2 separate regions of the Homo sapiens genome follow, and region 1 is linked to region 2. Evidence: chromatin contacts called from ENCODE Hi-C or POLR2A ChIA-PET data. All regions are on one chromosome and are shown on one strand. Each heading gives the region's core, a stretch centred on a gene start or an enhancer-like site at or near the end of the contact. The rest is flanking DNA. Distances are from core to core; before and after follow the strand shown. Region 1 holds the start of CIRBP (cold inducible RNA binding protein). Region 2 holds the start of BSG (basigin (Ok blood group)).

The links. A loop is a pair of places that touch in the nucleus more often than their neighbours do. ChIA-PET counts read pairs that join two places held with the same protein, here RNA polymerase II (POLR2A). Pooled maps may share reads with other maps.
Region 1: a loop to region 2 is called in a map of sigmoid colon, with 3 times the contacts of the local background. The contact joins the promoter of CIRBP here to the promoter of BSG in region 2. A Hi-C loop is called at or near these places in 1 of 168 maps with a recorded cell type or tissue (sigmoid colon), 5 of 37 single-sample maps with no recorded cell type and 12 of 50 pooled maps. POLR2A ChIA-PET finds 5 or more read pairs at or near these places in 2 of 52 experiments (H1 and PC-9).

What each region holds. Positions count from the first base shown.
Region 1 is chr19:1,267,645-1,271,796 of GRCh38, forward strand. CIRBP (cold inducible RNA binding protein) reads left to right here and starts at 1,688. Exons shown (of 6, transcript NM_001300829.2): 1 at 1,688-1,766; 2 at 3,284-3,392; 3 at 3,496-3,602; 4 at 3,685-3,823; 5 at 3,907-3,988. The coding sequence starts at 3,290. It overlaps CIRBP-AS1 (CIRBP antisense RNA 1), which reads right to left and starts at 2,616. Exons shown (of 2, transcript NR_027271.1): 1 at 2,181-2,616; 2 at 1-746. RefSeq lists silencers at 1,365-1,574, 1,785-1,944, 1,995-2,304.
Region 2 is chr19:570,432-574,026 of GRCh38, forward strand. It overlaps BSG (basigin (Ok blood group)), which reads left to right and starts at 2,165. Exons shown (of 9, transcript NM_001728.4): 1 at 2,165-2,270. The coding sequence starts at 2,204. BSG-AS1 (BSG antisense RNA 1) reads right to left here and starts at 1,817. Exons shown (of 3, transcript NR_184018.1): 1 at 1,678-1,817; 2 at 1,009-1,165. RefSeq lists enhancers at 413-985, 1,066-1,115 and silencers at 1,936-2,155, 2,326-2,505.

The sequences.
Region 1 (4,152 bases), core at 438-2,937, 700 kb after region 2:
GGTCAGAGAACGTCCACCGCGCTGACTGCTGGGGCTGGGGGCTGGGGGCGCAGATCAGAAAGAATGGGCCTGAATTGCTCCCAGGCTGGGCATGTGGCGCCCGCGTCTGGGGCTCCAGTGGGTGGGTGGCCCCTCCCGCATGGACGGCGGGCGCAGGGGAGCTCGGTGCTGATGTCTCTCTCCTTTAATAACCACCCTGCGTGAGTGGCTGACGCAGCAGCCGGCTGCCGCTGACGGGGAGTGGGGCGGCTGTAGTGGGGGGGCCCGAGGTGCAGAGGGGGTGGTGATGAATCACACAGCTGCTGCCTGGGGGAGGGGGTCTTGAGCCCATGAGGGGTCCCAGAGACCTTGTCACTGGAGACAGCGCCCCTGGCTACCCCCACCTCGATCCACTTGAGGGTGGAAGTGAGTCTGAGGTCAGGAGTGGGGCCGGGATTTCCCTGGGATGAGCAGCAAAGCGGGGGTCTCTGTACGCCAACTTCCCCCAGCTTGTCAGCAGAGGGTCATCCCTCCGAAGACTTTCTGGGGCAGAGAGGCAGGGGTCCGCGCTGGCTTCTTCCACCAGGGCTGGGGGAGGCGGCGGCATGAGATGACTCCTGGGCGAGGAGCAAGTGGTGGCCATAGAGGGCCCCCCAGAGGCTTTGGGGCCGCCGAAGAGTAGTGAGTGAGGGTCCTTGTAAAGCTGGTTCTCCAGATGGCGGCGGCTTTAAGACTCCCCTCCGCCAACCAGGCTCAGTAGGGGAGGCCTGTGGAAGGAGAGAAAAGGCCTGGGTGGAGGAGCAGAGTGGGCCTGGCCCCGCGTGGGGAGCGAGTGCGCCGTTGCTGTGCAGCACGGTGGGAGGGGAGGCCGAGGGCCGGGCGGAGTGCTGGGGTGCAGTGGGGACTCGGGGTGTCCGCCTGCACCCGACAGCAGGGACGCACAACACTATCCGGCCAGGCGAGTGTGGGGGTGTGGGCCACGCACCCAGCCGTGATAATCGCGGTTCCAGTGGGAGTTAGGCTTGGGTGCGGGTTGGAGTTTGTAGGCAAACTGGGTTGCGTAAAGTTGGGGTGCACCAAAGTGTGGCGATGTAGGAAGAATTGGGATTGCGAATATTGGGGTTCGCATGAATGGGGTTGTCTCTGTTGGGGTTTTGGTGGGCATGGGGTTGATGGCAGGAATGGAGTGCTGGGGTGCTGGGAAAACTGGGACGTCGGTTGTATTGGCAAGAATATCACGACAGGTGTCGGGGTTCAGATGAAGTTGGGATGTCTGACAGCCGGGTCTTGGTTGGGTAGGGGATCTGGGCTAGGTTGTTATGTCGGGACTGCTGGAGCACAGGCAAAGTCGGGGTCCCAGTGACACCCAGAAGTCCCCATGAGGCCTGAGGCCTGGGAATCGGGGCTAGAGGCCCATTTGTTCCCCGCCGCAGGCCAGGGAGCAGGCACGCGTAACTGGGTCAGCCCCGCCCCGCCCCGCCGCGCGCTGGTCACGCCCCCTCGAGCGCGGGTGGAGGACTGCGGACTGCAAACGTCTCGGCCAATAGTCGAGCCCGACACCAGTCCGCGGGAGGGGGCGGAACCGAGATAGACTCGGCCCCCAGCTCATGAATATAAGACGCAGGCGCGCCCTCTGATTGGCCCAGGATGTGTAGGGGGCGGGGCCCGGCGGAAGCGTATATAAGGCCGGGCTCGGGGACGCCCCCCCCTCACTCGCGCGTTAGGAGGCTCGGGTCGTTGTGGTGCGCTGTCTTCCCGCTTGCGTCAGGGACCTGCCCGACTCAGTGGTGAGGGCCCTGGCTGCACCGGCTCCGAGGAGCTCGGGGCGGCGGGCGGCCTGCGGCGGCCAGGCGAGGCGGGGCCGCAGCGGCACGCCCCTGGGAGGGGGCGGGCCCGGGGTGGAGTCCGCCCCGCCGGCGGCGAGGGACAGCGGGAGATTGGGCCGAGTAGCGGCCAGAGGGCCTCTCCCCGCCGGTCCGGGCCGCCGGCGACCCGGTTGCCGCCGCAAAATGGCGGCCGCGAGCTCGAGGCTGTGCCCAGCGAAATGGCGGGAGCGCCGAGTTCCCGGATGGAGTGGCGCAGGGTGCGCGCGGGGCGCATGCGCACGCGGCGGGGGCGGGGCCACGTGGCGCCCCCGGTCTCCAGGGCCGCTTTCCCGGCCTTGGGGCTGGAGGTATCCACACACCAACGCTTTTGCTTACCGAGCCTTAGTTTCCTCCTTTTCCCATTGCGATTGCATGAGGGAAAGGACGGCCTCGTAAATCTTGGGTAGGCGTGGCCCGTTCTAGTGTGGTTCCTCGTCTGCCACGTCGTGCTTTGCGCCCAAAGTTTGGTCCAAGTTGGCACAGCTCCCAGTGCCAGACTTCCAAGTCTAGTTCTCAGAGCCACTGGGTGGCGGCCATTCCCAGCCAGTGAATGCTTTGTCTGTGTCAGCACTGACCGCCCCCTTAAATAGCCAGTTCTCCTAAATGCCACTTCCCCTGCCTGGAAATCCTGCCTTATCACTTCCGGGGCCATCCCTTCCCGATTCCCGGCCTAGGTCCTGGCTATGGAAGTCAGTACCTGCCCTGAGGTGCCCCCCAGGACGGGGCGGCCTCCCTGACAGCCAGCCCCCCCCCCAGTCTCAGGAGGCATTTTACAGTGAGCAGAAGCACGTTCTGGTCCAGCAACAAGTAGATGTCAGTTGGTTAGGGTAGGAGTTGGCACCCGTTCGGAAATAGGAGAACCTGAGAGTGCAGTCCTGCCCAGGGCACAACTGGAAGGCTGTGGGGGAAGGGAGACACCCATTGTGGAAATGGGTGCGGCCTGCCTTCAGTCTTGGGGGTGGATGGAGTAAATTATTTGAATTAAGAAGTCCTAGGTGGCTGGGTGCGGTGGCTCACACCTGTAATCCCAAAACTTTGGGTGGCCAAGGTGGGAGGATTGCTTGAGCCCAGGAGTTTCAGACCAGCCTGGGCAACAGAGCAAGACCCCATCTCTACTAAAACAAATTTAAAAAAATTATCCAGGCGTGGTGGTGTACACCTACAGTCCCAGTTTCTTGGGAGGCTGAGGTAGGAGGATTGCTTGAGCCCAGGAGGTGGAGGCTGCAGTGACCCCTGCACTCCAGTCTGGGTGACAGTTAGACACACTGCCCCCGACCCCAAAAAAATAAGTCCTAGGTATGAGTTTGAGATAATGAAAAATAAAAATCTGATTTTCTAATATTTCCCCTAAAAAACACATGTCATTTACATAAAATAGGAAGCGGGGAGAGGTGGTGAGAGATGACCCCTGTTGAGGATTTCATTGGTGTCTGCCACAGGCCGCCATGGCATCAGATGAAGGCAAACTTTTTGTTGGAGGGCTGAGTTTTGACACCAATGAGCAGTCGCTGGAGCAGGTCTTCTCAAAGTACGGACAGATCTCTGAAGGTGAGGCTGCTGCTGGGCCCGCGGCCCTGGGCGGGGGGGCTTGTGCTCCTCCTACCTGGAAGTACAGCTGGGTGCTGACTGCAGACCTCTCTCCCCTGCACAGTGGTGGTTGTGAAAGACAGGGAGACCCAGAGATCTCGGGGATTTGGGTTTGTCACCTTTGAGAACATTGACGACGCTAAGGATGCCATGATGGCCATGAATGGGAAGGTGAGGATCAGGGTGCTGAGCAGGAGTCCCGTCTCGAGGATGGGGCACCCACCTGCTAACCCGTCCCGCCCTCTGTCTCCAGTCTGTAGATGGACGGCAGATCCGAGTAGACCAGGCAGGCAAGTCGTCAGACAACCGATCCCGTGGGTACCGTGGTGGCTCTGCCGGGGGCCGGGGCTTCTTCCGTGGGGGCCGAGGACGGGGCCGTGGGTTCTCTAGAGGTGAGTGCCATGAGTGGGTCCCTTGGGGATGCTGTGAGGTACTGCTGGTGGGAGCTGGTACTCACTTTTTCCTGTATGTGCAGGAGGAGGGGACCGAGGCTATGGGGGGAACCGGTTCGAGTCCAGGAGTGGGGGCTACGGAGGCTCCAGAGACTACTATAGCAGGTGAGGGGGAGGCCGGCCCAAGCACAGGGGTGGTTGCGGGATGGCCAGCTTCCGTCCCGGGTCCCAGGTCCCTGGGGGAGCTGAGATGAGACTGGCTGGGCAAGGAGCAGAGGCAGGTGGGGACCCAGGCCAAGAGGAGAGGAGACTGCTCAGGACATTCGCAG
Region 2 (3,595 bases), core at 915-3,414:
TACAGGCGTGAGCCACCGCGCCCGGCCGAAAGTTTCGAATATCCCTTTGGCATTGTTCTGTTTCCCGTTGGAGCTTTCCTGAGGAAGGGGCATGTTCTAGTGGCTGTCCAGCGGGGATGTGGGTGGCAAGGTCCAGGTGGTTCTATAGGGGAGGGATGGAGGGGCGGAGGAGCGGGTGGGGGAGGGGCGGAGGGGCGAGGGGTGGGTGGGAGGGGCGGAGGGGCGGGTTGGGGAGGGGCGGAGGGGTGGGGTGGGTGGGTGGGGGGGGCGGAGGGGTGGGTTGGGAGGGGCGGAGGGGGTGGGTTGGGAGGGGCGGAGGGGGTGGGTTGGGAGGGGCGGAGGGGGTGGGTTGGGAGGGGCGGAGGGGGTGGGTTGGGAGGGGCGGAGGGGTGAGTGGGGGAAGGTGGTCTAGAGGATCCCACCCTTCTTTAGATATGGGGCGTCTCTGCTAAAAATACAAAAATTAGCCGGGCGTGGTGGTGCGCGCCTGTAATCCCAGCTACTCAGGAGGCTGAGGCAGGAGAATCGCTTGAACCCGGGAGGCGGAGGTTGCAGAGAGTCGAGATCGCGCCGCTGCACTCCAGCCTGGGTGACACAGCGAGACTCCAACACACACACACACAAAAGATATGGCGCGTCTCATTCATTCACAAGTTCCTCTTCAAAGGTTTGGCTCGTTCAGCGCCCTCGTTCTTCGTTTCCTACTTCCAAGGCCAACCTGACTTCCTCACCCTCTGGGCCTCCCCGTCTGAGTCTCAGTAAACAAGTTTCCCGCCGGTCCTGATCTGCAGAGATGGCACCTGCCACCCACTCTGCACATCCCCCTCCCGTCGCCACGGGCTCTTCCCGCCAGTGTAGCCACATTCCTGCCCCTTTCCAGTTAGCCCTTCGCGTTCGGCTTAGTCTGCGGTCCTCTTGCATTGCGACTCCGAGTTTAACTTCCAACACACACTTTCAACCTCCAAGAGACGCCCCCACCTGTGTCGCCCCAATAGCGACTTTTCTCACCGTGGTCGCCGCGGAACTTCAAGGGTCCTTCCTACCCGCGTTGCTGAGAGTCTGGGTTTACGCGTCACCTCGGGCGGGACCCGATCCTCCGCTCCTGAGGCCCCCACAATGAAGCAGTCGGACGCGTCTCCCCAAGAAAGGTAACCGCCAGCCTCTCCTGAAACAGAATGGGATCCAAATGGGATATTTGGGGGCGGCGAGTCGGTCCCGCAAAGAGAAACCAGCACTTAGAAAATTTCTCAGCGAGACCACTTTACTTGTACGGAAGGGGGCTGCCTGCGTGGGATGCAATCTCCAGAGCACACGGGACAAAGGAAGGGAGCTTCTGTTCCTCTGTCCTTTCCCTGTTGGCTGGGGTTGGACGCCCACAATCTAAGCTGATCCCGGTTGGCTAAAACTTAAAACTTTTTTAAAATAGGGTAAACGCGCCACCTGCGAGGAAAGAAGAAGGGGGTAAGGTTGATTGACAACTTTAGACCTGGAAGTTGAGTTTCTGAAGAGGAACTTACTTGTCCCAACCAAATGGTGCACAGGACGTTTATACTAAGAAATTATTCATTTTCTGAGATCCAGATTCAAGTGCCCTTTAAGTATTTTTATTTGGGCGGAGGAGGTCACTTCCTCCCACCTAATTTATTAATACGTTCATATATATATATATATATGTACATTTTTAAAGGCAGAGATGTGCGTCTCGCCATGTTGCCGCGTCTGGTCTCGAGCTCCCGGGCTCAAGCGATCTTCCCGCCTCGACCTCCCAAGGCTCTGGGAGTACAGACGTGAGCCACAGCGGCCGGCCCGTGTTTAACTCAGATAAAATCTGGGTAACACACTTTCAACGCTTCAACCCCCTCGGGCGCACCGCTCTGCGCTCATTGCAACTTTGAAAGCAGGAAGGAAGAAATGCGCAGGCTCCAGCCGCGTCCCCGCAGGCCCCACTCCCGTTTCCTAGCAACGCCGGGTCACGTGCGCCGCCGCCCGGATTCCGTAGCGTGAGCCTGCCGGAGCCGGCGCGTACATGCGAGCGTGTGCGCGCGTGCGCAGGCGGGGCGACCGGCGTCCCCGGCGCTCGCCCCGCCCCCGAGATGACGCCGTGCGTGCGCGCGCCCGGTCCGCGCCTCCGCCGCTTTTTATAGCGGCCGCGGGCGGCGGCGGCAGCGGTTGGAGGTTGTAGGACCGGCGAGGAATAGGAATCATGGCGGCTGCGCTGTTCGTGCTGCTGGGATTCGCGCTGCTGGGCACCCACGGAGCCTCCGGGGCTGGTGAGGAGCGGGTAGGGGGCGGGGGTGCGGTCCTGCAGGGGCCGGGAATGGAGGCCGCGGTGCCGACCCGAAGCCGACGGGAGCCTGGGGCCTCGGCGCGGGGCGGCCTGGGGTGCGAAAGGCCGGCCCCGGGGGCTTCCCGCGCCAGCATGGAGCTTGGGGGTGAAGTCCCAGGGTTTGAGGGGGGACTAGAGGTTCCTCCCGGCGCGGCCTGCCGGGCTCCCCCGGGCGCTCCGGCCTCGAGCCCGGCCTCTGTGTGTGGGCGTGAAGCTCCCTGCTTGGAGGCGGGAGCCAGGGGGTCCTGGCCAGGCCGGTCTTGGTCAGGGGAGGTGGGCGTCTTGCTTTTCGGTCACCTGGGGTTGGGGGTGACCTGCTTCCTGGGTGAGGGCGTCTGCGAAGGCGGTTGGAGGTGGCCCGCCCGCCGGTCCCATCGGCCAGGAGAAGGGAGACCCAAAGCCTGGGTGAGCGTCCCCTTTGGCCTGGAGCCAGGGGTCAGGGGCTGGTTGGTGCCTGCCCAACCCGTCCTGCTGGGGCTGGACTCCGCAGGACCTGGGGAAAGCGGCCTGGGCGTGGAATCTGGAGACGGGTCCACCCTGCCTGCGAGTGTTAGGGTCAGAGACCCTCCCCTGAGACTCTCTGGGGCCCCCGCAAGGGCCCGTGCGGCCTGGAGCGATCATCTTGGCGCTCCCTTCTGGAAAAGGGGCTTTTGTCCTCCAAGAGCACATGGAGGCTCTGAGTGGGTCAGCCCTCCGGATCGGGAAGGGATTACCGTTCTTCACGGGATTTAGCCCTGGCGTCTTGCCTAGGGCGTGCACCTGCCCCCGGGTGTTCTCCCAGACTCTTAAGACCTCGCAGGCTCCCTCGAGGGGCCCTGCGTGGAAGGGAAGGCGGAATCTCCCTCTGATTCTGCCTGGATTCAGCACCCAGAATGAGGTGGTCTCTGAACGCCCCTCCTCCTTTACAGGCGAGGAAACAGCCCTGTGGGAAGTCGAGGTTCCAAGGTCACAGTGAGGGGGCCCTGGCCACCCGATTCAGCGCAGGAAATAGTGAGAAAGTCGTTTTTAGCCGACTCTGACCCGCATTCGGTTTCCAGTGCTGTCTTAGGAGGGCCGTGTGTTGAGGGTGGGCAAACGTGGTTTGGAGAGCGCATTTGGGAAATGGATTGAGGTGTGTTTTTCCGGGAGAAAAGCATGACATCCTTTCTTGCTTCATAGAAAATTTCTTCCTTTGTTGAGACCCCCATTTGGTTCTGGGTTAAAGATTTATAGTGAGGCCGGGCGTGGTGGCTCACACCTGTAATCCCAGCACTTTGGGAGGCTGAGGCG